Regions from separate parts of the Homo sapiens genome. Here region 1 is linked to region 2. A link is an interaction called in ENCODE POLR2A ChIA-PET data of the cell type or tissue named here. Cell type or tissue: PC-9. All regions are shown on one strand. Links, peaks and the distances in the headings refer to the core of each region. The heading gives the core; the rest is flanking DNA.

What was found. Peaks named below come from ENCODE experiments on the same cell type or tissue, not always from the same donor. Only the 100,000 strongest peaks of a DNase experiment are listed, where the experiment ranks them.
Region 1: POLR2A ChIA-PET joins it to region 2 with 7 read pairs; 2 of 35 experiments call an interaction of 5 or more read pairs at or near these places.

Annotation. Positions count from the first base shown.
Region 1 is chr18:70,151,224-70,164,265 of GRCh38, reverse strand. The region is part of intron 14 of RTTN (rotatin); the gene reads left to right. Among named protein-coding and RNA genes, the nearest start is that of RTTN, 48 kb to the left of the region's middle. In PC-9, for the core only: no CTCF peak of the experiment used is centred there; a DNase peak (open chromatin) is centred at 9,515; H3K27ac peaks cover 353 bases.
Region 2 is chr18:68,767,240-68,784,588 of GRCh38, reverse strand. It overlaps a transcript of CCDC102B not described here. Among named protein-coding and RNA genes, the nearest start is that of CCDC102B, 22 kb to the left of the region's middle. In PC-9, for the core only: no CTCF peak of the experiment used is centred there; no DNase peak of the experiment used is centred there.

The sequences.
Region 1 (13,042 bases), core at 6,660-11,659, 1.4 Mb before region 2:
ACTCAAGCCTAGGCAACAGAGTGAGTACTTCATTTCTGGAAAAAAAAAAAAAAAAGGAAAAAATTTTACCATTTTAACTATGTTCTGAGTGTACAATTCAGTGGCATAAGTACATTCGTATTGTTGTACCATCATCACCATTACCCATCTCCCAAATTGAAACTTTATAGTCATTAAACAATAACTCCTCATTCTCCCCTTCTCCCAGCCCCTGACAGCCACCTTTCTACTTTCTGTCTCTATGAATTTGAGGTCCCTAGGTAACTCATATAAGTAGAATCATACAGTGTTTGTCTTTTTGTTACTGGCTTATTTCACTTAATATAATGTTCTCAAGGCTCATCCATGTTGTAACATGTATCAACATTTCATTCCTTTTTAAGACTTAATAATAATCTATTGTCTGTATATATGAACACTCCAATTCTGAAAATCCAAAATCTAAAAGGCTCCACAATCTGACACTTTTCGAGTGCCGAAATGACACTTAAAGGAAATGCACGTTGGAGCATTTCCAGTTTTGAATTTTCAGATTAGGGATGCTCAACTGGAAAGTATAATGCAAATATTAAGAAATCCAAATAATTTCAAAATCTGAAACACTTCTGGTCCCAAGCATTTCAGATAAGGGACACTCATCCTATACTACATTTTGTTTATTCATCCGTTGATAGGCATTTGGGTTGTTTCCATCTTTTTGCAATTGTTTATATACCCAGAAGTGGAATTGGTAGATCACACAGTAATTCTGTGTTTAATTTTTGAGGAATTGCCCTACTGTTTTCCACAGTGACTGTACTATTTTATGTTCCCACTGGCAGTGCCAAGGATTCCAGTTTCTCTTCATCCTTGGCAATACTTTTTATCTGGATTTTTTTTTTTTTTGAGATGGAGTCTCGCTGTGTCACCAGGCTGGAGTGCAGTGGCACAATCTTGGCTCACAGCAACCTCTGCCTCCCGGGTTCAAGTGATTCTCCTGCCTCAGCCTCCCAAGTAGCTGGGACTACAGGCGTGCATCACCATGCCCAGCTAAGTTTTGTATTTTTAGTAGAGATGGGGTTTCACCATGTTGGCCAGGATGGTCTCGATCTCTTGACCTCATGATCCACCCACCTCGGCCTCCCAAAGTGCTGGGATTACAAATGTGAGCCACCGTGTCTGGCCTTGTTTTTTTTTTTTTTTTTTTTTTTTTTTTTAATAATAGTAACCATCCTAATGGGTGCAAAGTCATTTCCCATCATAGTTTTTTTTAAATTTATCAAGTTTTGATTATCACTTATACTGTTTTTCATGTCTATACCTTTTCTTTGCTTTCTTTAACTGACTTGTTCTTTTTTCATGTAATCTTTCATTAGTTTCTGTTTTTTTTTTTTTTTTTTCAACTTTTATTTTAGGGTTGGGGGTACATGTGCAGGTTTGTTACATGGGTAAATTGTGTGCTGCTGGGGTTTGGTGTACAAATGATTTTGTCAGCCAGGTAGTGAGCATAGTACCCAATAGGTAGTTTTTTGATCCTCACCCTCTGATATGGTTTGTCTTTGTGTCCCCACCCAAATCTCATCTTGAATTGTAATTCTGTAATCCCCACGTGTCGTGGGAGGGACCCAGTGGGAGGAGGTAATTGGAATCATGGGGGCAGTTTCCCCCATCCTGTTCTTCTAACAGTGAGTGAGTTCTCATGAGATCTGATGGTTTTATAAACATCTGGCATTGTCTCTGCTGGCATTCTGTCTCTCTCCTGCCGCCCTGTGAAGAGGTGCCTTCTGACATGATTATTTCCTGAGACTTCCTCAGCCATGCAGAACTGTGAGTCAATTAAACTTCTTTCCTTATGTATTACCCAGTCTCGGGTATGTCCTTATAGCAGTGTGAGAATAGGCTAATACGTTCTCTTCCCACCTTCCCTTGTGAAGTAGGCCCCACTGTCTGTTGTTCCCATCTTTGTATCCATGTGTATACGCAGTGTTTAGTTCCCACTTCTAAGTGAGAATGTGCTGTATTTGGTTTTTCTGTGTTAATTCACTTAGGATAATGGCCTCTGGTTGCATCCATGTTGCTGCAAAAGACATTATTTTATTCTTTTTTAATGGCTGAGTAGTTTTCCATGATGTATATGTACCATAGTTTCTTTATCCAATCCACTGTTGATGGGCATCTAGGTTGATCCCATGTCTTTGCTATTGTGAGTAATGCTGCAGTGAACATCTGGGTTCATGTGTCTTTCTGGTAGAAAGATTTATATTTTTTTGGGTCTATACCCAGTAAGGGATTGCTAGGTCAAATGGTAGTTCTGTTTTAATTTCTTTGAGACATCTCCAAACTGTTTTCCACAGTGACTGAACTAATTTAAATTCCCACAAGCAGTGTATAGGGCTTATAGTACTGTGTTCCCTTTTCTCTCCAACCTTGCCAACACCTGTTATTCTTTTACTTTTTAATAATAGCCATTCTGACTGGTATGAGATGATATCTCATTGTGGTTTTGATTTGAATTTTTCTAATGATTAGTGATATTGAGCATTTTTTCATGTGTTTGTTGACCGTGTGTATGTCTTCTTTTGAGAAGTGTCTGTTTATGTCCTTTGCCCATTTGTAATGGGGTTATTTGTTTTTTACTTGTTGATTTAAGTTCCTTATAGATTCTGGATATTAGACCTTTGTCACATGCATAGTTTGCAAATATTTTCTCCCATTCTGTAGGCTTTTTACTTAGTTGATATTTTTACTTAGTTGATAGTTTCTTTTACTGTGCAGAAACTTTTTAGTTTCATTAGGTCCCACTTATCTATTTCTGTTTTTGTTGCAATTGCTTTTTTTGGAGACTTCATCATGAAATATTTTCCAAGACCTGTGTCCAGAATGGTATTTCCTAGGGTTGTTATAGTTTTAAGTCTTACATTTAAGTCTAATCCATTTTGAGTTGATTTTTATATATGGTGAAAGGAAGGGGGTCCAGTTTCAATCTTTTGAATACGCCTAACCAGTTATTCCAGCACTGTTTACTGAGTAGGGAGTTATTTCCCCGTTGTTTGTTATTGTTGTCTTTTCAAAGATCAGATGGTTGTAGGTGTCTGGCTATATTTTTGTGTTCTCTAACCTGTTCTAGTGGCCTGTGTATCTGTTTTTGTACCAGTACCATGCTGTTTTGGTTACTGTAGCCCCATAGTATAGTTTGAAGTCAGGCAGTCTGATGCCTCCAGCTTTGTTCTTTTTGCTTAAGTTTGCTTTGGCTATTCGGTCTCTTTTTTTGGTTCCATATAAATTTTAGAATGGTTTTTTCTAATTCTGTGAAGAATGACATTGGTAGTTTGATAAGAATAGTGTTGAATCTGTAAATTGCTTTGGGAAGTATGGCCATTTTAACAATATTGATTCTTCCTATTCATAAGCAGAGAATGTTTTTCCATTTGTGTCATCTCTGATATCTTTCTGCAGTGTTTTACAATTCTCATTGTGATTTGGCTCTGAGCTTGGATGTTATTGGAGTACAGAAATGCTACTGATTTTTGTACATTGATTTTATATCTTGGAACTTCACCGAAGTCATTTATCAGTTCTAAGAACTTTTGGGCAGAGAATATGGTTTTTTCTTTTTTTTTTTTTTTTTTCAGGTATAGAATCATCTGTGAAGAGAGAGAGTTTAACTTCCTCTTCCTATTTGGATGCCTTTTATTTTTCTTGCCTGATTGATCTGGCTAGGCCTTCCAATAGCATATTGAATAGAAGTGGTGAGAGTTGGCATCTTTGTCTTGTTCTGGTTCTCAAGGGGACTGTTTCTAGCTTTTGCTTGTTCAGTATGATACTGGCTGTGGCTTTGTCATGGATAACTCATTATTTTGAGGCTTCAATGCCTAGTTTGATGAGGGTTTTTAACAAGAAGGAATGTTGAATTTTATCAAAAGCCTTTTCTGTGTCTGTTGAGATGATCATGTGGTTTTTCTTTTTGGTTCTGTTTATGTGATGAATCACATTTATTGATTTGCATATGTTGAATCAACCTTGCATCCAGTGGATAAGGCATACTTGATCGTGGTGGATTAGCTTTTTGCTGTCCTGCTGGTTTCAGTATACCAATATTTTGTTGAGAATTTTTACATTTATGTCCATCAGAGATATTGGCCTGAAGTTTTCTTTTTTTGTTGTGTCTCTGCTAGGGTTTGGTATCAGGATGATGCTGGCCTCATAGAATGAGTTAGGGAGGAGTCACTCCTCCTTCATTTTTTGGAATAATTTCAGTAGGATTGGTAACAGTTCTTTTTACATTTGGTAGAATTTGGCTGTGAGTTTGTCTGGCCCAGTGTTTTTTTCTGGTTGGTAGGCTTTTTTTATTTTTTAATGACTGATTCAACTTTGGAGGAACACATTACTGTTCTGTTCATGGTTTTAATTTCTTTCTGGTCCAATCTTGGGAGTTTGTATATTTCCAGAAATTTATCCATTTCTTCTAGGCTTTCTATTTGGTATGCATAGAGTTTTTCTTAATGGTCTCTGAGGGTCTTTCTGTGGGGTCAGTGATAATGTCACTTTTGTCATTTCTGATTGTGTTTATTTGGATTGTCTCTTTTTTTCTTTATTAATCTAGCTAATGATATATCAATCTTGTATATTCTTTTGGAGAACCAAAATTTGGTTTTGTCGATCTTTTGTGTGAATTTTTGTGTCTCAGTTTCATTCAGTTCAGCCCTGATTTTGGTTCTTCTGCTAGCTTTCAGGTTGGTTTGCTCCTGCTTTTCTAGTTCCTCTAAGTGTGGTGTCAGGTTGTTAGTTTGCAATCTTTCTAACTTCTTCATATAGGCATTTAGTGCTGTATAGTTTCCTCTTAACACTGCCTTAGCTGTGTTCTAAAGATTCTGATATATTGTGTTTCTGTTTTTGTTAGTTTCAAAGAATTTTATGATTTCTGCCTTAATTTCATTCTTTACTCAAAAGTCATTCAGGTGCAGGTTGTTTAAGTTCCCTGTAATTGTATCATTTTTGAGAGATCTTCTTGGTAATAATTTCTATTTTTATTGCACTGTGGCCTGAGAGTGTGGTTGGTATGATTTCGGTTTTCTTGAATTTGTTGAGAATTGCTTTACAGCTGAGTGTGTGGTTGATCTTAGAGTGTGTGCTGTGTGCAGATGAGAAGAATGTGTTTTGCTTTTGTTGAGTGGAGTACTCTGTAGAGTCTCCTAGGTCCATTTGGTCAGGTGTCGAGTTTAGGTCCCAACTATTTTTGTTAGTTTTCTGCCTCAGTGATTTGTCTAACACTGTCAGTGGGGTGTTGAAGTCTCCCACTATTATTTTGTGGTTGTCTAAAACTCTGTAGGTCTCTAAGAACTTGTTTTATGACTGGGTGCTCCAATGCTGGGTGCATTATATTTAGGATAGTTAAATCTTCTTGTTGAATTGAACCCTTTATCATTATGTAATGCCTTTCTTTATCCTTTTGATCATTGTTGGTTTAAAGTCTGTTTTGTCTGAAATAAGAAGAGCAACTCCTGCTCTTTTTTTGTTTTCTGTTTGCTGGATAGATCTTTATCTCCATTCTATTACTTTGAGCATGTGGGTGTCACTGCATGTGAGTTGGGTCTCTTGACAGCATATAGTTGGGTCTTGGTTCTTTATCCAGCTTGCCACTCTGTGCTTTTTAAGTGGGGTGTTTAGCCCGTTTATGTTCAAGGTCAGTATTGATATGTGAGGATTTGATTCTGTCGCCATGTTGCTAGCTGGTTGTTACGTAGACTTGATTGTATAGTTGCATCATAGTGTCAGTGGGAGATGTATTTTAGTGTGTTTTTGTGGAGGCAGGTAATGGTCTTTTGCTTCCTTTTTTAGCACTCCATTGAGGACCCCTTGTAAGTCAGGTCTCATGGTAATGAATTCCCTGAGCGTTTGCTTCTCTGAAAATAATTTTGTTTTTCCTTTGCTTATGAAGCTTAGCTTGGCTGGATATGAAATACTTGGTTTGAATTTCTTTAAGCATGCTGATTATAGGTCCCCAATCTTTTCTGGCTTGTAAGGTTTCTGCTGAAAGGTCTGCTGTTAGCCTGATGGAGTTCTTTTTATATGTGACCTGCTCTTTCTTTCTAGCTTCCTTTTAAGATTTTTTCTTTCCTGTTGACCTTGGAGAATCTGATGACTATGTGTCTTGGGGGTGGTCATCTTGAATAGTATCTCACTGGGGTTCTCTGAGTTTCCTGAATTTGCTTATTGACCTGCCTAGTGAGGTTGGAGAAATTTTCGTGGAAAATATCCACAAATATGCCTTCCAAGTTGCTTGCTCTCTCTCCTTCTCTTTCTGGAATGCTGATGGGTGTTAGGTTCGTTTTGTTTACATAATCCCATATTTCTTGAAGTTTTTTTTTTTAATTCTTTTTTCTTTATTTCTGTTTGCCTGTGATGATTCAAAGGAGTAGTCTTTGAGCTCTGAGATTTTTTTCCTCAGTTATGTTATTAATGCTTCCAATTGCATTATGAAATTCCTATCATGAAATTTTTGTTTCCAGAAGTTCAGTTTTGTTCTTACTTAAAATGTTTGTGTCAGATCCAATCATGGATCAAACCACCATTTTACTGGTTTCCATGGGTGGGGCTTCAGCCTTCTTCTATATCTTGTCGAGCTTCCTTGCCTTCCAGCTTCTGAATTCTGTCATTTTAGCCATTTCAGTTTGGTTAAGAACGATTGCTGGGGAGCTAGTGTGGTTATTTGAAAATAAGAAGACATTCTGGCTTTTAGAATTGCCAGAATTCTTACACTGTTTTTTTCTTACCTGTGTGGGCAGATGTTCCTTTAATCTTTGAAGTTGCTGTACTTTGGATGGGGCCTTTTGCTTTTATATTATTTGATGCCATTGAGGATTTTACTGTGGTATAAGTTGGGATTAGTCAATTGGCTTGGTTTCTGTGTGCTTTCAGGGCCAGAGCTCAGCTCAGCACCCCTGGGCTGTGTGCTCTAACCCTGGGGGTGCACTGAACAGGCCAGTGGCTTTGATTTCTGGTCCCTTGAGGTCAAGCATCTGCTGCACTGGAGGAGCCGAGATGTTCCCAGACTGCTGGCAACAACTTTCCGATGGTGACTGCCCGAGAAAGTGCTCTGGGGGGGCGTGGGGCGGTGCTTTGGGAGAGTGCACTTGTGGTGGGGGTAACCATGGGCAAGTGCGCACTGGCAGGGGAGGCTGCAGGCAAGTGCACACCAGTAGGTATTGGCTGTGGGTGGGTGTGTGCTTGCAAAAGCGCTCTGACAGGAAGGCAGAGGCTGTTGGCAAAAGACCTATGGGGTGGCTGTTGGGGAGCATTTCGGCAGGGCAGCTGAGGCTGTGTTGCAAGCTAGTGAGACAGACAGGACCCTTTGAGAGGCTGGCAGACAGGGTGGCATTCAGATCAGGTTGGCCCAGTCTTGTGGGAAAGATAGCCCTGCTCTTTCTACTTCTGGCAGCGAACTAAGGCTAAAGCCACCTAGAGGAGTATATCAAGATTTGGGTGATGGGCACCTATCAGGGAACCTGCCCCAATAGTCACGTAGTTTCTTTTCTGTTTTCCCTAAGTGTCGGCTGGGTTGGGAAATAAAGGGACAGAGTACAAAAGAGGGAAATTTTAAAGCTGGGCGTCCGGGGGAGACATCACATGTCGGTGGGTTCCGTGATGTCCCACAAGCTGCAAAACCAGCAAGTTTTTATTAGGGACTTTCAAAAGGGGAGGGAGTGTACAAATAGGGTGTGGGTCACAAAAATCACGTGCTTCACAAGGTAATAGAATATCACAAGGCAAATGGAGGCAGGGCGAGATCATAGGACCGCAGGACCGCAGGCAAAATTAAAATTGCTAATGAAGTTTTGGGCACCATTGTCATTGATAACATCTTATCAGTAGACAGGGTTTGAGAGCAACCGGTCTGACCAAAATTTATTAGATGGGAATTTCCTCTTCCTAGTAAGCCTGGGAGCGCTATGGGAGACTGGGGCTTATTTCACCCCTACAGTCTCGACCATAGAAGACGGCCACACCCAAGGGGGCCATTTTAGAGACCCACCTTCAAGGGCACATTCTCTTTCTCAGGGATGTTCCTTGCTGAGAAAAAGAATTCAGTGATATTTCTCCCATTAGCTTTTGAAAGAAGAGAAATATGGCTCTGTTCCACCCGGCTCACCGGCAGTCAGAGTTTAAGGTGATCTCTCTTGTTCCCTGAACGTTGCTGTTATTCTGTTCTTTTTTCAAGGATCCCAGATTTCATATTGTTCAAACACACATGCTCTACAATTTGTGCAGTTAACGCAATCATCACAGGGTCCTGAGGCGACATACATCCTCCTCAGCTTACGAGATGACAGGATTAAGAGATTAAAGTAAAGACAGGCATAGGAAATCACAAGCGTATTTATTGGGGAAGTGATAAGTGTCCATGAAATCTTCACAATTTATGTTTAGAGATTGCAGTAAAGACAGGCATAAGAAATTATAAAAGTATTAATTTGGAGAACTAATAAATGTCCATGAAATCTTCACAATCCACATTCTTCTCCCATGGCTTCAGCCGGTCCCTCCGTTCGGGGTCCCTGACTTCCCGCAACAGGCACCTATGGCCATGCCCCATTGCAGCCATTACTGCGCCAGACCCTCTGGGCTCTGTGCAGACTGGCATTCTGTCTCTGGCAACTCATTGGGCAGTTCTCCCTTGCAACTCAAAGGTCTGTGCAGGTCATGGGGTCTCCCATAGTTAGGATCCTAGAGGATCGTTGCAAGAGTGGGCTGCTCCATGCCTGTTGCACTTGCCACTTCCCTAAGAGCTGCTCAAGGCCAGGAACAAGTCCTCTAGTTTCTTCTTTTGTGTTGTTGTGAATTTTAAACATATTTATTTTATAATCTTGTTTAGATTATGGTATTAGAATCCTCCCACTTGTTATGGCTATTGAATCTTCCTTATGTTGTTTATTTTAGCAGATACTGTTATTTTGATTTTCAGGTCTTCTTTGGCAGGGTAGCTTTTTCTTGTGATCTTGTATTCTCTAGATGGTGGTTGTATATTTGTTTCTGCCTTGCCTTTAGGGATTTGACAGTTAGTGGTGATGCACCTTGGAAGGGGTTTGTAATGAAGTTACATTTTCATTTGTGTATGTTGAAATAATAAAAAGAATCAGAGGAGGAAAGATTGAAGATAGTGGGTAGCAAGTAGCTAATTAAAAGAAGCTAGTGCCTTTGAAAGTTGAAGGCGGTGGGACCTTGAACATGATGGCTAATTGGGGTTAGGTGGGCTTAGATATCACAGGAAGTTGCAGGAGCCTCCTTCTATTGAGTCTGTATTTTCTTTGAGATTGAAAGTGAGATGTTGAATGTGTGAAATGACTAATATGAGTAGATATTTGATAATATCAAATAGTAGCATTTTTGGGCTGCATGAAGAGCTTAGTCAATTGTGTCTATAATCTTAATAGGGAGACTCTTCTACTTTGCATGTTTATCTTTGGCTAGCTGGTGTGGTTTCTGGGAATGTGAACCTTGCGATCAATCAAGGGTTGAGTTATTTCATTGCTGTCGGGGAGGAGGGAATGCCTGTGGTGCAAGTGAGCTGAGTAGTTGAAATGACATGTCGACTGTAGAACCAAAGGCTGTAAAGACTACAGGGAAGAAAGTAGAAGGGTTTATGGACTGGAGGTCAAAGAAGGACCATATTTCAAGTTGAGTAAGAAGATTAGAAACCTACATTTATGATTTTAGAGGTAGAACAAGTGAAAAGAGAAGGGGTCCTCAGTTATAGGGCAGGTGAGTATCATTGAGATAAATAGGTCAAGAAACTAAGATCACTGTATTTGGGATAGTTATTATACCCCGAAATTTAAAATGGTGGAATACGATTTGATATCTTTCTTGAGGCAGATTTTAAATAATTATTGGAAATAAAAATTTTTGCAGATAGGAAAATATTTGGTGTAAATTGAGTTATTGATGTATATGATCATTTTGGTATATGATGAATTTCAAGTAGGAATAATCTGGATGTTAATTTTTTAGAGGAGTTCTAAAAAATTAACATCCAGATAATTTTTCCTGTCATAGAATGATAGGAAAAAAGGAATGTCAGAAATAAATATGTATGTGTCAGTTTCGAATTTGTTTTTAAAAAAAATGCACTGAATTTTAGTAATTTTGAAAATTCTAAATTTTAATATACTATAGTTTTTATAACCAAGTGTCATACATTTTGTTGCAAAATTTAAACTGAAAGAATATTTTTTGTTAAAACTCGCCTTATTATCCTAGTTGTAGAAGGAGATAAAATAAAAGAATGTGAACTTTCATTTAATGTTTTATTTTCTTGTTAACTATTTGGAAATTTATATTAGTTGACACTGTTCTTGCAAAATATTGTGATTTTTCTTTTGTCACAAAAGATAATCATCTGTATAGTGCAATGTGGTTTTAAAAAATTCATGTGTATTTACTATCAGGGAGTTATAATAATCCAAGTCAAAAGCTCCAAATGATGAGATTTCTTGTAGTTAGCCCCTGTGTCATAAAGATATAGTATCTTGGTTTGGATATAAGGATTTGTAAAGGCATTTCACTTTAATTGGCTATGTCTGTCAGATGATATTATTCCAGTGTCTTCTGGTAAATCTCCAAGGCATTGCTGCAGCTTTACCTACCTAAATGTAGGAGCGTGCTAGTAATGTGGAGGTTACTTTTTCTGAAGAGGCAAGTTAGCTTTTTATTGTAAGACTTAACTTTGAGGACGGTATGGTAAAGAGGTAAAATAGCTTTTAAATTTAGGGATGATTAAATGGCCACCACTTCCATGTTACCTACATCTAACATTCATTTAGCAATATTTACTGGACACTTTACCATATGCTAGACTGTAGTGATATAAAGTACAGAAAAGAGCCTTATCAGAGAGCTTATATTCTGATAGGGGACAGAGAGAGATGTATGTAATAATTAAGAAAAATTCCTTAAATACATAAAAAGTATGTATGTGTATGTGTGTGTGTATATATGTATATATAGTTTTCTTTATAACACTATATGTATAGAATATGTATATATATATATAGTTTACAACACTGCATATACATTCAATGTATATAGTGTTTTAAATAAAATAGTGTTGTAAAGACAATGAAAGGATAAAGGACTAGAGAATGACTAGTAACGTGGACTAAATTTATGTAGGCTGGCTAGGGAGGGAGGGAGAATTTCTAGCCCGAGGAAACAACAGGTGAAAAGCCTCTGCTTTTCAGGTGAGAATGTACTTTGCGTGTTTCACGAACAAAAAGAAGGGCAGTATAATGAGATAATAGAAAAATGGTACCAGATTGGGTCTGAAAAGTAGGCAGGGTGCCAAACATTATAAAGCTATGAATTGTATTCTAAGTACAGTGAGATGCTATGAATGATTTTAACGTGATCTGATGATCTTTCTGAAAAGATCACTCTCCCATTGTGGGGAATGGATTGTAGGGGGTCAGGATGGAAGCAAGAAGACCAGTTTCATTGTAGTAGCCCTGATGAGATGTGGTGGTGTAGTGGAGATGAAGAGAAGGAAATGAATTTAGGAGGTATTACGGACGTGGAGCTAATTGGTCTTGCTGATAATGAGAGTAGGAGATAGAGAGTGATCAAGGATGAATTTTAAGGTTTTGGATCTAGCAGTTGGATTGATGTCCCAAATATGGGATTGTGGATTGGGTAGAATTCTGTTTTGAACCTAAGTTTGACATGCCTTTTTATATCAAGTGCATATGTTAAGTAGACTGTTAAATATAATAATGCTAATGCTAATAATTTCATTGATAATGATAGCAGCTAACATTTATTGAGCATTTACTCTTATGTATCAAGTACTTTTATAAGTATATTATCTCATTGAATCCTCCTAACAGCTCTGTGAGCTAGGTACTACCTCTTTCTGAAAACGGAGATACTTTGAATTTGTCCAAGGTCATTCAACTAAAAGTGGTGAAACTGGGCTTTGAACCCTATAGGCTCACTCCAAAGCCCATATTCTTAAGCATTGCACCACACTACCTTTGGAGTGTGGAGCCCAGATTAGGTATAAAATTTTCAGTCATCAGCTTAGAGATGATATTAAAGCCACAAGCCTTGATAGGATCAACTACTGAGAGACTAGGGAAGAGAAGGCTGTCTAGGATCTAACCAGTTAGAAGTTGGGAACAGAGGGAGCCAGAAGTGGAGACAGAGGTTAGAAGGAAGAGTCACATGAGAACAGAGATGAACACGTTGGATTTGGCATCGTTGAGGTTGTTGGTGTCCTCTATGAGAAGCTCCTGTGGAATGGTAGGAACCTAAGTCCTGCTGATGTGCATTGAAGAGGGTTTGGCAAATGAGGAAGTACTGACTGAGGACAGCGAACTCTTGTGAGGACTCGTGGTGGGAAGGAGAGCTGAAAAATGAATTGTTATCAAGAGGAGAAAGCCAGGGCCATAGACACATTAGAATATGTCATATGGTGATTAGAATAATCATGTGAAGAAAAATAAAGGTGCTGGAGAAAAATAAGACAATTTTAGGAAGTAAATCTTGGTTTCAGAAGGGGATAGTCACAGTTTAGATGGTAGATAAGTATCTTAAGGAAGTAGGTGACAGCTATTGTTTAGGGCTGAGGCTTTAGATCTTTGAAAACCTTGTAATATGAACGAAGTTGCTGTCTGTGGCATGAAGTTAACAGTTGAAAGAAAAATAATGTATGCAAATACATATGTGAGTGTATGTGTGTAACTTTTTGACCTTTGAATTGTTGATAATAGGAAGTAGAAATTTGCAGAATGAAAAAAAGTAGTATTCATGTAACTCATTATTTATTGTATTTTTACCTTCTATATTGTATTTAAATTCCATTAATATTTCAAGTAGCTTTTTTTCCCCTCTCACCTTAAATAGCTGCTAACAAAATACTATTCTCTATCACATATTGAGAAAAAAATTCCTGATAGTTACTCTAAGTGTTGGTTCAAAGTAATTGTATTTTAGGTACATAGCTGTATTGATGATAACTTTATATAATCATATATATATCACATATATAGGACATAAATATGTAGCATAA
Region 2 (17,349 bases), core at 7,689-12,688:
GCATTTATTATAAGGTATGAATTTCTAAAGTATTACATTTAATTAGTCATGACATTAACCAGGTTTGATGGCTGGTATGGTTTGAATCTGTGTCCCCACTCCAATTTCATGTCGAATTGTAATCCCCAGTGTTGGAGGTGAGGTTTGATGGGAGGTGACTGGATCATGGGGGTGGATCTTTCATGAATGGTTTACAACCATCCCCTTGGTGCTGTTCTCATGATAAGAATTCTCGTGAGATCTGGTTGTTTAAAAATGTGTGTCACTTCCCTCTCTCTCTTCCTCCTGCTCCCACCATGTGAGACGCCTCACTCACCCTTTGCCTTCTGCCATGACTGGAAGCTTTTCTGAGCGCTGCCCCCTACAAAACAGAAGCTGCCATGCTTCCTGCACAGCCCACAGAACTGTGAGTCAATTAACCTCTTTTCTTTATAAATTACCCAGTCCCAGGCATTTCTTTACAGCAATGCCAGAATGTACTAATACAATGGCTCTTAACAAATACTGAATATTTAGAGCATATGTGAGGTAAGCCAGTGCAGCTTAAGGATTTAAAAAATTCATATAAATGAAACAGAAAAATGTCATGATTGAAAAACGCACTATTAGAATTGTTATACAATTTCCTTTTGAGAAAGAGTAAAACATGGAGTTTAGTCTTGAGTATCAACTGTTAAACCTGAGTCAATTATACTCAAAAACACTCATAAATGTTATCAGCAGACTTTAATTTAATATAATAGGCTCCGTATAGTATGTTTCCTCTCCTATTTCCCATAACATAAAAGTATTGCTCTTGCTCTAAAAATAAGCCTCTAACAATGGTGAAATCAAGAAAGGGTGATTTACATCTTCTGATGTAAATCAGACAAGACATTTTTGGGACTTTCTAAACACCAAAAATATATGGGAACTGATGACAGGGACATCTAAACATGGGAAACTACATCACCCAATATCTGAAAGAGAAGGCTGTCAACAAGGTAAAAGTCAGTCTTCCCAAAGTATCTGGTAGAATATCTAAGTGCAGTGTAAACCCAAACCAATGAGGTATAAACCATCAGGATTATCAATGCATTGCCTGCCTGACCACAGGGCTTGGGACCTTTTCTCTCTGCTCACACACACAGCAGCTGCTTGGACGGCAGAGTCTAATGCTGGAAGAAGTGACATTTGAATGAAGTAGATCACTCTCTGAGGAGGCTTCCTAGCATGAGCACAAGGGACAGGGAGAGACACATCACAAAGTTTTAGGAAACTTCAAGACTGCAACAAGCACTAAAAAATAAAGGAAAGAGGCTCTCCACTCCTAGTGAAACACACTTAAGGAATCTACTCAAAAATAAGACTTCTTATGTTTAGATTATGGACATCTAGAACCTGATTACCTGCTCTCCACCCACATATCACAATGGGAAACCTGACTGAAAACAGGAGCCTTCCCAGGCCAGGACTGCTGGATAAATAAGCGAACCAATCGTACCAACCTCCACTGGATACCAATTACCTCACCTGCAAAACGAGGCCAGTAAGTTGTTGAAAAGATGATTGTGAATCTGCAAAAGAGAATCTCTAGCCTGGCAGATAGTAAACACTCATTAAATGTAAATGGCAGGTATAATAACAATAGTAACAATAATAATAATAATGGCATACATTCAATTACACTAAAAAAGAATGGCCTCACATACGGTTAAATTTTTGTTTTTGTTTGGTGCTGATTAATCAGTCCTGTGATTAAAATATGGCCTTTGCCTTTTAGAAACAATGTTGAATATTTTTACTGTATTATGAAACATGACTAGCACAACACCACAAACATGAAAAATGAATATTATTTTCATTCTAAACACTTTCAAACAAATTTCCCTCAAGATTTCATTTAGTTTTGGTTAATCAATGCTGATTAAGTCAAATCTTTTATTTCCAACTACTGGAAATTAGAGAGTGAAGACAGTGTCTCTGAACTGTAGGAGGGTAATGCACCCCTGATCCAGATCGAAAAAAGCTGAGGATATCATAACTCTGATGTCAAAGCAGAGGACATGCAAAAATATCCATTCAGATGAAAAAGAAATATGCAGTGCAATTAGCTAATTAAATAAAGCACTAATATTTCCATGGCATACTTTCCTATACACAGACATAGCTTGTATTGACTTCAAAAACCTTTGAGAGAGAAGAGGAAAAGGAATAAATCATTACATTTTTATATGTGTGTGTGTATGTGTATATATATATATATATTTGAAAGGTGATTTTATTTCATTATATTCCTACACAACAAGGACAAAGAGGTGTATAGGTTGATTTTCCTCATGAACTCTAAAATGCACCAAATAAGTAAAAATATAAACTTTTGGGTGATAAGCGGAATAAAAATACATAATTTAATCCAAATCCTAGAAGTACAAAAATGAAAATTTGGACCTATAAACATTATTAACCATCTTTCTAAGAAAATTCAATGATGATAATGTATTTGATAGGGCAGTAAAAGAACAAGACTGCTATTGCTTCTTCAAAGAGAAATTGCATTCCTATTCACTGAAATCAGAAAATTTCACTTTCTGGTTAAATGATAGAAATTATTTACACAATATAGCTATAATAAAAGTAGCTTCAGTATTTACATTATTTGTCTAATTCTAGAAACCCTCAAAAATACCTCAATGACTGTTATTCTAGTTATATCTCTTAGATCTTAAAAATTGAAATTAAAACATTTTCTCACTTTAACTAAAATAATCTACAAAGGCTCAGCAATACATGTTATTATAAAAAAAATTTTAAATACTTATAACCCAATCTTTCTGTCTTCTATTTATTCCACAAATCATTATACAAGCCAAATCCAGATAAGCTCTAGACAATTTTTAAAATAACAAAATAATAATATTTTGATGGCATATAATCAAAATTAACCTAAGAAATTATTTATCACATTGGCTTTCAAATGTTTTTAAAGTAATGGAGAACTTTTGTTTAAGAGTTAAACTATATATTACACAGAAGTCACGGATGTCAAAAGTGAAACTTCTCCCATTAATTCTTGGAGGACAGCCTGGATACCTGCCCACTTGGAAACTCTCTTCACATCTAATTTCCTCCAACAATGGCCCTTGGAGGTCATCCATGGAATCCCCAGACTCTAAGGAGCACTTTGGAAAATAACTAATCTAATAAAATTATTGTGTTACAGATAAAGAATCTTGAATTCAGCCAAAAAATTCTATATCCAAATTTCTTTGTCCACCCACTCATTCTTCTCTTATTAATTTTCTGAGAACTTAAATGTATTCTTGTATAAAATTAATATATATTACATAAGTCATAGATGTTTCTTTTCAATAAATCAGAAAATATAAATATGCACAAAGAAGACTACCACTCACAGTCTCCATAATCAGCTAAGTAATGAAGGCATTTTGTTTTGTACTTTTCATGATGTTGTTAGCCAATTACTAACAACATCATGATGTTGTTACTAACAACAATTACAGATGATACATACAAAAACAGATAAGTTATGCTTATCTATGCTTAATTAGTTGCAAGATGAACTAATCTGAATGTGTTTTTATGTATCCCTAAAACTTTCAGAGATATGATAGTGTTTTTTCCATCAGAGTTTGTAGACCATGTGTCTTAATAAGCCCTCCAATGTTCTACTCACTTCTGGCTTATCTGGTGTGATTATAATTATGTTATTGTTCTGACACTGATTTCATTCTCCTCAGACTGTATAATGACAGAAGGATAGGAAAGTTGACACAGACTTGTGACGAGACTGCCTTCCAGGTGAATGCAAAATGTTTCTGATCCAAGTAACATCAGCCAAAATGGTAGAGTAGGGCCCAGAAACACGGAAAGACTTGTTAAAACTGTCAGAATCCACCTGTCGGAAACCTCAGCATCATTAGTCATTAGGAAATGTGAATCAAAGCAACAAGGAGATACTACCTTATTTCCACTGGAATAGCTAAGATTATAAAAACATAACAAATGATTTTTAAAATGATTGAAAACAAATTAAAAATATATTTCATGACATGAAAATCATGAAATTCACATTAGTGTCTGTGAATAAACTTTTATGGAAGCAAAAAAAAAAAAAACAAGTGTTGATGAAAATGTGGAGGTGAAATCCTTACATATTGATGGGAGGAATGCAAAATGGTGCAGCTGCTTTGGAAAATAGTCTGGCAGTTCCCCAAAATTAAAATTGTACTGAAATAAACACCTACATTCACACAAACACTTGTACACAAATGTTTATAGCAGCATTATGCATAATGGCCAAAAAGTAGAAACAACCCTTTCACTGAGGAATGGACAAAGAAATCATGGCACATAAATTCAATAGAATATAATTCAACAATAAAAAGCAATAAAGTACTGATGCATGCTAAAACATTGAGAAAGTTAGGAGACATTATGATAAGTAAAAGAAGTCAGTGAAAAAAACAACGTATTGTATAATTCATTTATATAGAATGTGCAGAATCTGCAAATAAATAAGGATAGAAAGTAGATAATTGTTTGCCTACAGTTGAGGATAGCGAGAGATCAGGAGTGACTGCTGATGCACACAGGGTTTCTTTCTTAATTTTATTTTATCTTGGTTGATAAAAGTGTTCTAAAACTGATTGTGATGATGGTGGCACAATTTTGTGAATATACTAAAACTATTGAACTGTACATTTTAAATGGGTGGAATGTATGGTATGTGAATTATAGCTCAATACAATTGTTTTCTTTTTAAAAAATCAACCCATGTGTGAGGCAGCAAGTTTGCCTAAGCTATCAGAGCTCCTTATAATCAATAGCAAGCCTCTGTAGAATCAATAATGTAACTCATCTCTACAGTCACCTATATTTTTTAGATTTTTTCCTTTCCTCACTGCATGATTTTCTGCTTCTCTACTTTAATGGTCTCCAAACATTTTTGATTGTGCAACAATCATCAAATTATATTCCGTAAGAACTCATGACATAAATAAATGTACTGAATTTATTTATAAATATAATGACGTATTGTTGTGCTAACATGTGATGTACATTATTGAATTTCTATGAAAATACAAAAGAAAGGTGAGATTTTAAAATATAAATGAATCTTTATTATTTTCTTCATACTTTTCAATTGCCTTAAGCAATTTTGTACTAAGCAATCTTTGTGCTATGCTTACGCAATCTTTGACTTAAGCAATCCTTAGACTATGTGGCCTTAAGCAACATGGTACAAGGAAAAAATATAATCCCCAGCATCTATGCTACTAGGTTTCCTGTTGGCCTACTTCCTATAGTTCTCTCCTGGTGAGGACTATACATCTCATAATTTCCTGCTGCTCTGTCAGCTCACACACCTATAAAAACACAAACACGTGTGTATGCACATAAATTTCCTAGCAGAGTAAATTTTGGGCATTTTTATTTTTTGTTTATCAAGCTACTGGGAGATGAGGGCAAGGTATTTGGGAACATCTGTCAACCTCGTAGAAAAAAGGATGGCTGTCCAGTTCTCTGGATAGTGTGTGTCGTTAAACAGGAATGCATAACGAACCTTCTTATTATTATTCAGAATAACCTCTATCCAAATTTAGAATAAGTCAGGTTCCTTTTTCATATACCCACCCTATTTACCTTTTAAGAGTCTTCACTTCAAAATTCTGGTACTAGGTTTTCACAGTTTTTTTTTTTTTTTCTGGTTTTCTTCCTTTTCATCATTGTAGATTATAACTAGAAATCACTTTGACCAGAAGTCATCACTATTTCTTCATGGTTCTGCTTCCCCAAGTCTGAATTCCTTCAAAGCAGTTCCCATGCCCTGTTCACCTTTTTATCCCCAGTTCCCAGCACATTAGCTTGATAAGCATTTGGTTTTCAATAAATGCTCTTTGAATAAGCATATGATTTATTCAATCAGTTATGCATGCGGGATTTGGGAATTTTTTAACATAAACATATTTCAGTTAACTGAGTGACTTTAGGGAAAGTTTCTCAATTCACTGTGACTTAGTCTTTGTTTGTTCACTACTTATTTTTAAAAAAAAGATTTGACCTGATGACATCCAAAATCCTGTTTATCTCTGAATCAGCAATATCTGCTGAGACGGCAAACTAAAACCGGGTACATCTCACATAAAACAGTGTTGCAGCTACTCAATTATAAATGTAATAGTGTCAGAGCTAAAAGAAAGGATTTCTGGCAATCAAACTTATACAGAAATGGTAGAAATCAAATATGAATTCCTAAAGAGCAAATTAGTTGATGAAAAAGAAATGGCAAATCTTAGAAAAAGATGGATGGTGTTGTTTTTGGAAAATTAAGAAAGTTCCTTTTCTGGCAAAGAGAGATTTTGAACTCAGTAACCAGTAACTTTAGCCATTAATTAAAAGAAATATACTACGACAGTTTGGAATATGGAGAGGGAAAACGTTGACTCTCTTCTAGAGTCCCAAGCACATCTGACGGTCATAAAGTTGTTCTGCTGTTAGATTGTAGGTGCTGGTCTTGGGTTATGTCTCCCATTTCCTTGCCTGAAAATGTTACCTCACTTGTTAAACTTATGGATCAGTGGTTTAATGAATACCCTTATGCAAGCTCTATAGTTTCTAAACTAATTTTGAATCTAGTACCTGTAACCTAACAGCAAGTAATGGGAATCTTCCTTTAAAAATCGAAGAAAATTTCCCATTTGATTCATTGCAATATACTTGTCAACCTTGAATCTCTTCTCTCCCTTGAAAAACAATTGCAATCACTGTATCTGACATATTTAGGAAACTGTTCTTAGTTATTTCTGTTTATTTGTTTATTTACTTCCAGGCAAGACTCTCTTCGAGTTACTCTTTAATCTGCTTAATTTGAGGCACATGACATAGTAATTCCTTTACTTGAATAGCTTATCATTTATACCAATTTTAAAATTCCATATACCATAACATAGTTTCTTTTTCTGCAAGCATAGAGATCTAAATACCCCCTTTAACCCATGCCAAGAAAAAGATTTTAAGTAGCTAGAATAAAAGGAGAAATAACATTTTGTTGATCTGTAAGGAAACTAAGAATTATTAGGCCCAACATGAAGTGAAAGTTAGAAATCAAGGAGAAAAAGAGTGCTAAAGTCAACTTTCATTGTGAAGGTATTTGCCTAAAATTGGTAACTTTGACTCCCATTTTGAGGACTTCTCAGGGCCTAAGAGAGAGGAGAGAAAGCCTAGAAACTGACAATGTGGGACTCCAACAGCACAGACCCTCATATAAAAGTGGAAATCCAAAATAACTATAACTTGAGACTAAAAGTCAATGATCAATTCACCTACTGAGAAGAAAGATACAGCAAAGACATGTGTACGTCTTGATCTTGTATTGAGTGTTGAAGGGAGAAATAGTCCTTTAAAACATGGAAACACAAGCTGAACCTGTTACGAGTTTGCAGCTCTACTTCATGCTACCTGCTTAATCAAAAAGTTCTCAGCAAAATTATTTTTAAATGGTTTTGAGTTCAAAATTTCCCCACGGAACTGATGTAAATAAATTCAACCAAGATCACAAATATTTCCTATAGGTAAAATTCCAAGGAAAATTATCTGCACAGCCAAACACACACAGAGACACAATATATAAGTACCACAAAGGATGTAAGGAGTGAAATGCGGGAAAAAAATGGTAATACAATAAAAACTACAAAAAGTTTATGTATTAGAATTCTTTGAGACTAACCAGAAATAATTATTTTCAATGTGTATCAATAAGTCTTTTTTTAACTTTAAAGTTCAGGGGTACATATGCAGGTTTGTTTCATAGGTAAACTTGTGTCATAGGGTTTTTTTTTGTACAGATTATTTCATTACTCAGGTATTAAGCCTATTACCCATTAGTTATTTTTCCTGATCCTCTCCCTCCTCCCACTCTCCACCCTCTGACAGGCCACGGTGTGTGTTGTTCCCTTGTGTTCATGTGTTTTCATCATTTAGCTCCCACTTATAAGTGAGAACATGCGAGATTTTGTTTTTTGTTCCTGAGTTAGTTTGCTAAGGATAATGACCTCCAGCTGCATCCATGTCTTTGCAAAGGACATGATCTCATTCTTTTTTGTGGCTGCATGGTATTCCGTGGTGTATATGTACCACATTTTCTCTATTCTGTTTTCTATTCATGGACATTTAGGTTGATTCCGTGTCTTTGTTATTGTGAAGAGTGCTACAAGGAACACTCACATGCGTGTGTCTTTATATCTTAAAAATATAGCAAAGTCAAGAAATTATGAAAAATGTCCAAGTAGTTTTTAAATAAATAGGAATTCTAAATATAAAAACTAAATGATTGAAATTTTCAAAATTAATTGGAAATGGTTAATAAGCAGATTATACCCAACTGAGGTGACAATTAGTGAACTTGAAAATATAAGCCAAAGAAAAACCCAGAATACACTCCACAGATAAAAAAGATGGAAACTATGAAATAGAGGTTAAGAAATGTACAGGACAATGTGGAAATATACAACAGTCATCTACTCATAATGCCCAAAAATGGACACAGAGAACAGAGAGAAGAAATAATCAAAGATATATTACAGTAGAATTAGAGTATCATCACTCTGCATATCATGAATTAATAAAGAATCCAGGGGCCGGGCTTTGTGGCTCACGCCTGTAATCCCAGCACTTGGGGAGGCCAAGGCAGGCAGATCACGAGGTCAGGAGATTGAGACCATCCTGGCCAACATGGTGAAACCCCATCTCTACTAAAAATACAAAAATTAGCTGGGCGTGGTGGCGGGCGCCTGTAGTCCCAGCTACTCAGGAGGCTGAGGCAGGAGAATCACTTGAACCCAGGAGGGAGAGGTTGCAGTGAGCCGAGGTCACGCCACTGCACTCCAGCCTGGCGACAGAGCAAGACTCCTTAAAAAAAAAAAAAAAAAAAAAATCCAGGAGTTATCGATGCCTACTAGCATCACATAAGGAAAGCAATCTATTTTTCACGTTTCCTGATGGAAATACCAGCATTTCCTGTGTAGTATTCTTGCCAAGAAAACCTAAGTGAGATTAAACCTCTAAATCTATCATTTCATGTATAAGAAATATAGAGAAGAGGAAAAAATTAAATTCCATACTTGGTTATAACAATAAATAAATGTCAAGGGAAAAGAGACAAAATACATATCAAGCAAACACAATGTATAGATCTTATCTAAATCAAACACTAACTAAACAACTGAAAATGACCTTATATAATAAAAGGAATTTCTCACTATCTAGCAAAATTAAATATACCTTTACTTTTCATGTAGCAATATTGCCACTTTAAAAAATATATAACAAAGGTAAACTGGTGAAAATACAAAAAATGTATAAGAAGGTCATTCATTGCAAAAATTATTTTAAAAGTCTATGTTAGAAATAGCACAAATATCTGTCAATATTAGAAGTGATGAATAACTAGTAGCATATCAACATAATCTCCAGTTGTAAAAAAGAATGAGGGATATTTCTATATGTGACTATAAAGTGATGTCTAGAATACAAAGTGAAAAGACAAAACAAAAAAAAAACAGAAAAGAAGAAAGGCAACACATGATTATGTGTACATATACAAATATGTATATAGCATATATTTTAACTCTTTTATGTATAATATGTTAAAATAAATGGAAAAACTATAATATTTCAAATGAAAAGTATAAGTGGTACTGATTATGTTATTAATATATATTAAAATTAAAAGTAAATGATAATATTTTAAAATGACAACTATTAGGATTATTAAATGAAGAGTAAAGAATAGAAGTTAAATTTTGATTTTACCTCTTTTGTAGTTTCAACTTTGAGACCATGTAAAATTACATTAAAAATAAATCAATCTCTAAAATTCTAAAATGAAACTAAGCAATTGAGCTTAAACATGTATTCAGTTAGTGGCATGTAGACACACAGTGATCAATAATCCTAAGTTATTTAAATCACAATAATTTGACAAAAATAGCTGTAAAATATTTAGTTATTTTCTGTAATCATATTCTTGGTGGTAGTGTTGACATTGTTATTCTGAGACTGTTGTGTGTATATTACAGATAAAGCAAATGAGAAATTTTGTGGACCATGATAAGCTAATGCTACCATTCCTGCTGTTGTCAAGAACCAGGATTTGCAACACGGAGAAAAGAGATACAGATGTGAGACTGAAGAGTTTAATAGAAACCCTGGTCCTGATTTTGAATGGAAGCATCAATGTGACTCCATTCTGCACTGTATATAAATACATATATAATTATTATATAAAACTATACTTATTTATAAACATATACATATACATTTATATACTCTAGTTTTGTTAAGTGAAAAAAGTTAGGAATAGTGACAAATCCAGTATCAAAGACAACCCCTAACACCCAGAGTTGTCTCAAAATATCATTTCCCATTGAAAGATACTAAGATTAAAAAGGAACAATTTCAGTATGAATAAAAATTATAACTTCAAAGGTGCCTATTGCAGAATGTTAGTAAACCACCTGCCTAATTTTTAATTTGTGTGTGTGTGTTTCTTGTATGGCATATTTTTAAACTAATGATATTATGATCACTTTTACATAACCCTTCAACAAATTATAGGTACTATTGAAAGAAAAGGCATACATTTTTGCAAATGTTTTTACTCTTAAGCACAAGCAAAATTTCAATTTTGGGTAAAATGTGTGACTGAGTTAATATAAATATTTGACTATTTCATGGTGTTATTATTGTTTTCATTGTTCAAGAAATCAGTCATACCATTTGGGTGTTTTGCCACCCAAATATTTTAAGACAAGTCAACATGTTTATATTTCAGACAACTATCTTTTAAAATTAAATAATGATTTTATAGCTCCCAAAACCGTTAGTCTTAATGATAGCCAATAAGTAATATAATATACTTTGCATTTTACGTACTTGAAAAATATAGCTTTTATTAAAAAGGAAAATTGTATTCAATTTTAACAAATAAAATTATTTTAAGCAGTGCTTCAAAACCAATCATATTTAAGTACTAATTTACAATTAAAATACATTTATATTAGGGTACAATATAACGAGGCAATTTAGTCATTTAATTTTTTATAAATTCCAGTACGTACAGTAAATAAAACTGTGTTATGGAAAAAATAAGTCAGAGAAGAGTAACTTTTTAAAAACTTCATTTTAGATAAACTTGATCTTCTCTTTACTGCATATGAAGCAAACTAACTTCTTGGATATTTCAGAGCATATTAAATTAACCTTTCCTTTCTCCCAGGCTCCTCTGCCATGTTACTATTATACTATTTCACTCAGACACATTCTTATAACTTTTGGAGTGCAAATTATTTACAGCTGTTGACATCCTCTAAAAGAAGGAACTCAATCCGATTCTTTTGACTTGGCATTTTTTTTTTCTAGTTTTGAAAATGTTGTTTCCAAGAATGAAAATACCTTTGTTTGGAATAAATTATTATGGCTAATGACATGTTTTTGAGGGCATGGTGGTATTGATTGAATCCTTTCTTAACTTTCTAGCTTCTATTTTATATTCAGCTTTTTATGGTTTATGTCTCAGGAATTAAAACTTTGTAACATTCATTTGCCCTCTTACCACTTAACCAGAAAGCTTTAACTCCCTTTTACAGACTCACACTGGTTTGCTATTTCTCTCTCTTCTCATAGTTTTCATGTCCTTTATATTCTTTCTTTCTGAAATTTTTCTGGTAAACTATAGAGAACTCTGGAAAAGGGTTTCACTGAACACTCCCAGATAAAATACTAAAGCCATTCTTTTAATTAGTCTGTTTAGAGTGATGGAGAAAAGTCTGGCTATACTCTGCTAACATTCCTTCTTTCCTTGGGCTAGATAAATTATTTCTAAATTTCAATTTCCAAGTAAACATAAAATTAACATTTTATCAATTTAAATAATTTATCAAGAGATAACATCTATCAAGGAATAACAAAAGAACTTTTTAAATAGGACAGTTTAATTTTACAAAAGAACTAGAATTCTCTCGTTTCTTAAGAGTCCAGATTTTGCCCAAACCTGTAAAGTTCAAAGCAAAACAGAAAGTTGGCCATAGATCTTATGAAGAGAGCCAAGCTCGACAGTTTGGGTCAAGAAGTAAAAATTTCACTCATTACTTAAATATTAGAAGTTATTCACAGCTGCAGATAATTTGTACTCTACAAGTTCCAAAAATATGTTGCTGAGTATGATTTTGTTTTAATTATTTGGTTTGGCTGCCTATGCTACCAGCTTTTCATATTATTTCCAACTTTCCATTTCACCTTGTGCTGGCAACAAAAAAGATTTCAGTACAAAAATTCACTGAGTAAAAAAAAAGTCATTGTGTTAAACGATACTAGATTTTGTACAAGGCTCTGGCAATTTCTAATTTTGATTGACAGTTCAAGGTGTTCAAATTTGGGGTTGAGAACTTTTGGATCTTTGTCATCATGGGAGAAGAATTTGATGCTGCTCCTCCTTACATTTGACTTTGCATTTTATTACATTTATCACTCACCTTGGAAATGTGTAGAAATGAAATTATAAAGATTTTTAAAAGTGCATGGTGAAACAATAATTCTAAAACATTTGGAAACAGGAAAGACCTATTTACCTAAGAGACTCTGACCAGATAAGTATCTTGACAATCTTTATTTCCAGAAGATGTGTGTGTGTGTGTGTGTGTGTGTGTGTGTGTGTGTGTATTTCAGAGTAACAACTCATATGTACATAAATGTAAGTCTCTCTTTTTATAAGTAAATTCAGCTTCTAAGTGACCTTGATTTTAACCCCTACTTTCACTGATGGCTGAAAGCTCTTATTTTTCCCAATTCAAGGCAACTCAGTCACATTGCAGTTGAAAATTGATATTCTGTTAGCAGATATTCAAATGTATCCACAGCCACATGTCTGCACAATTTCAAGGCCCATGCTCTCTAGCCCTTACCGCTCCTCGCTTACAGAGAAGTGGTCCCAAGATTTCTCCAAACCTCCTTATCCTTTCCTTTTTCATAAGGGTTACCTAAACCCCAGAGAGCAAGATAAGGTGAGGCAGTTAAGTAGTTAAGTGTGTGTGACTTGTATTTATCCTGAGATGAAGAGGTGAGTATCTAACCCCTGGGCCATGTTCAGTCATCGTTATTTTGCACCCTGACACACTACGTCCCTGATGATTTTACATGTTTAGAAGTGATACATGCCACAGGTATCACCAGTCCCTCTTACAGCTTCTTATCTTGACTAGTCACATAGTCTACATTTTCTCATCCTGACCCAACGTATCTCCAAAGAACATCCTCTCCCCTTTGCAGGGCTTGGGAAGTCTTGGTTGCTTTGACCACATCACCCTGGAGTGTATCAAAACTATGGAGCTGCCTGCAGGACCATTTACCTAAACACCACCATGCAGCCATTGATAATGTAAACAGATTTTATGTTGTTTTGCCTGTTGCATTTTGGAAGGTCAGGCACAAGATCCCAAATCTGGGAATTCCCCAAATCTATCTTCTCAGTTGAAAGGTCTCCTTACTCTATCAGCATTAATATCAATCTAGGTCCCTGCAGAACCATTTATTTTAACCTACTGATTGAACTTCTGTTTCTTTCAGGGTGATGCAGTATTTGGTATTTTACCATATTAAATATTCTTCCTTTGATGGTTTAAAACACCATGCTGAGTACTCTGAGCTTCGCTCTAAATCTGTAAAACTCAGCTTGTTAAATTCACAGAAAATTCTTTCTTCTTTCTTCTACAAAGCCTGGCTCTTATGCATCAAGATATATTACAACTTTGAGATTTAAGAAAAACTTTACAAAATTACACAGGCTTCCTTGTAATAAAATGCATCAACCATCCTATTAAAAACAATGTACACAGGAATAAATCACTTTTGACTAAATGGTACAGGAAGAACTGCAGTGAAAGGAATTGCTGAAAATCTTTCAGGTTTTACTGAGCAGAATATGATCTAGTTAATTTTTCACCATAGGTTGAATTATTAGCCACAATTCTCCCCCCTCTGAGGTAGGAGGATGCATCCACAACCTTGCCTTGGCGTCATGGAAGCAGAGTACACTTCCCCAATTCAATAAACTTGTCTTATCCAGTGGAATAAGGTAAGTTGCACCTTGTTATTTCTAAGCCCATGTCTTAAAAGAAATTAAGTATTTAGTCTAGATCAACTGACACATGGATACATAAGAAATAAATGCTAATTTTTGTATGCCACTGGAATTTTGAAATGTTTGTTAGGCAGCAGTAGCTGACTGATACTATGTGGAATACACAACTAGGTGTTTTGTTTTTCTTGTATTGCATCAACTAGTGGAGATTTAAAAGCAAAAGAAACTTAAGGAAATCATGATTTCTTTAACAAGAGATTTCTTACCTCTTAGTGAAATATTCACATGGTCCCTCAAAGGTGTATGCAGAGGAGCCACTATAGTCATCTGATCAAATCTTTCATTAAATGTGGAGATGCTCTTCTTTAAGGTTTTAGAAAAGTTCATATGGTCTCTGCTTCCAACACCTAGTCCAAGCTATCATCTTTTCCAGCTGGACTAATGAAGTAGCCTCTATACCCACCTCCTGGAATACTCCCTTACTGCAACCTATTCCTCTCTAATCTGTTCCTCATCCTAATATATTCAATGCAAATATGACCATATTGTTCTACAGCTTAAAATCCTTCAGTGCTTTCTCATTTGTTTCAGGAGAAAAGCCAAACAGTTCAATATGTCCTTTAAGGATCAACATAATCTGTTCCCATTCTATCTCTACAGCCTCAGTTTTTGATTTTAGCATCGGTCTGTGTATCTTAGCCAGAAGAATTACTTTCAGATTATTGGAAGAGATCTTGCTTTTTTTTTTGGTAACTCATAGCCTTCCTTATTACTACTCACAGTCTTCTTGCCTAGCTGCCAGTGAGTTTTGCAATCCCGTGTTGAGAGTATGTTTTCCACTGCCAACTAGTTACTCTGGTTTCTTGTTGAAATCAGAGCCCAAGGCTTTGATTGGAGGGAGGTTATCTAGGGATCATTCCAGGAGGAACCGTAGGGTTGGAGAAAATGAGAGGAGAAAAGCAGAAGATGAGGTGTGCTATGGACCTAATTGTGTACCCTTTAAACTCATATGTTGAACCTCTAACCCCCAATATGATGTTATTTGGAGATGGGGCCTTTGGGAGGTAATAAGGGTTAGATGAGATCAAGTAGGTGAAGCCTTCCTGATGGGAAGAGCATACTTATAATAGCTTTCATCCCCTTCTGTGCTTATGAAAAATATATTTACCCATCGATTCAATCTTTTTTTTTTTTTTTCGAGGTGGAGTTTCACTCTTGTTGCCCAGGCTAGAATGTAATGGCACGATTTCGGCTCACCGCAGCCTCCGCCTCCCAGGTTCAAGCCATTCTCCTGCCTCAGCCTCTTGAGTAGCTAGGATTACAGGCATGCACCACCATGCCCGGCAAATTTTGTGTTTTTAGTAGAGATGGGGTTTCTCCATGTTGGTCAGGCTGGTCTTGAACTCCTGACCTCAGGTGATCCACCTGCCTCGGCCTCCCAAAGTGCTGGGATTACAGGCGTGAACCACCGAATTCAGCCATCAATTCCATCTTTACATTTCACCTTCCTTGCTACCTCATTCCCCTTTCTTCTAGTTAAAATTATGCCTTTGTGATAACTTCCATTACTTGTTATAATAGTTTAAGAAATTCTTATCCATATTTCCCTCATCAGCCTGAAAGCTACTTGACAGAGTAAACACTATATCTTATATGTTCAGTGCATACTAATCCAATAAATATTAATTAAATAAAATAAGAAATAAATATTGATATATCTATTTATATAGTTTTAACCTAAAAGTATAGCTTATATGGTATTTTGAGGCAAGAAAAATAATTTGCTCATACATATTTAATTTACATTAAACAAAAATATCAAATCTCACTATATTGAACTTCTGTGATTTTGACTTTGGTAACTAAATATTATAATTTGCTATTGAGTAGTTACATGCTAAATAATTTATAAATTGTGCAATGTTTCATAGGAAAGTAATCAGTAATGCAAAATAAGAGAATATAAGATCAATAAGGCACTCAGCTTCAGACCCCTGGAAGAAGACAAAGAATAATGTCATGACTGTACATGTTTAAGTATAGAAAGTTTATTCTAAGTGATATTTACCAGCTGCTCTTCTGATCTGAAAATTAGAATATAAATGGTGAAACCAAGAGTATCCTCTGGCAGAATATGCAGTTAAACCCTGGAAAAGGCTATCATTAGGGGAATAACTACTGTCCCTATGATAGTGAAATCCATCTGTCTTTGCTGCCTTCAGAGGAGACCTTGGTTTATTATTGGTTTAATAATTCCTATTATGCAACAGGGAATCAATAACTTTATTCTTTAAAGTTCTTCTCTGATTGTAAATTGCTATAGACTTCCATTAGAGAATGGATTTGTAATGCTATTCATTATGTGATTACCAGTTGTAATAAATTAGCCTGATAGTTTAAATTGCATATTGATGATTGACAAACCACAAAAAAAGATTTAGAAAAATGTCAACCTCCAAAAATAAATGTTTCAACTACTATCATTTTTATATTTTATTCTTAAACTATATATAAGTATAATCATAATGACTGGAAATCCAAATTTTAATTCTTCATTCATTCAATATACCTAAGATAAATAAATAAATAACAATTTGAAAAACACTTGCACATATTTTGTCATAAATGATTCACCTTTTACTAAAATGTATTTTGTGGAAGAAAAACTTGAATATATTTAACATAAATCTTGATAAATTTTTGTGTAAAATTTTATATGACCATAAGCAACTATTATTACACTATTCTTTGTAAAATATGTATAATGATATGAATGAGCTTTTCAGAGAGATACTATGACCTTTTACTGCTTCTAAAAATCATAGTAAAGATCGTTTGCATGAGGTTCTAGTATCATGTATGAAGCAACTTTGGTCAGTATAATGTGGATCTACAAGCGTTTTCATCAGCTTGGGCTGCTATAGCAGAATACCACTGACTGGAAAGCTTAAACAACAAGCATTTATTTTTCACAGTTCTGGAGGTCAGAAGTCTTGAGAACAAGGTGACAGTGGATTCCTTCTTAGTGAGGGCTCTCTTCCTGGCTTGCAGACAGCTGCCAGCTGGCTCTATCCTCACATGGCCCAGAAAGAAGGCTCTGGTGTTTTCCTCTTAAAATGGCACTAACCTCGTTATAGGAGCTCCCCCATCATGACTTCATTTAAGATTAATTACCTCCCAAAGGCCTTACCTCCCAAGGGTTAGAGCTTCAC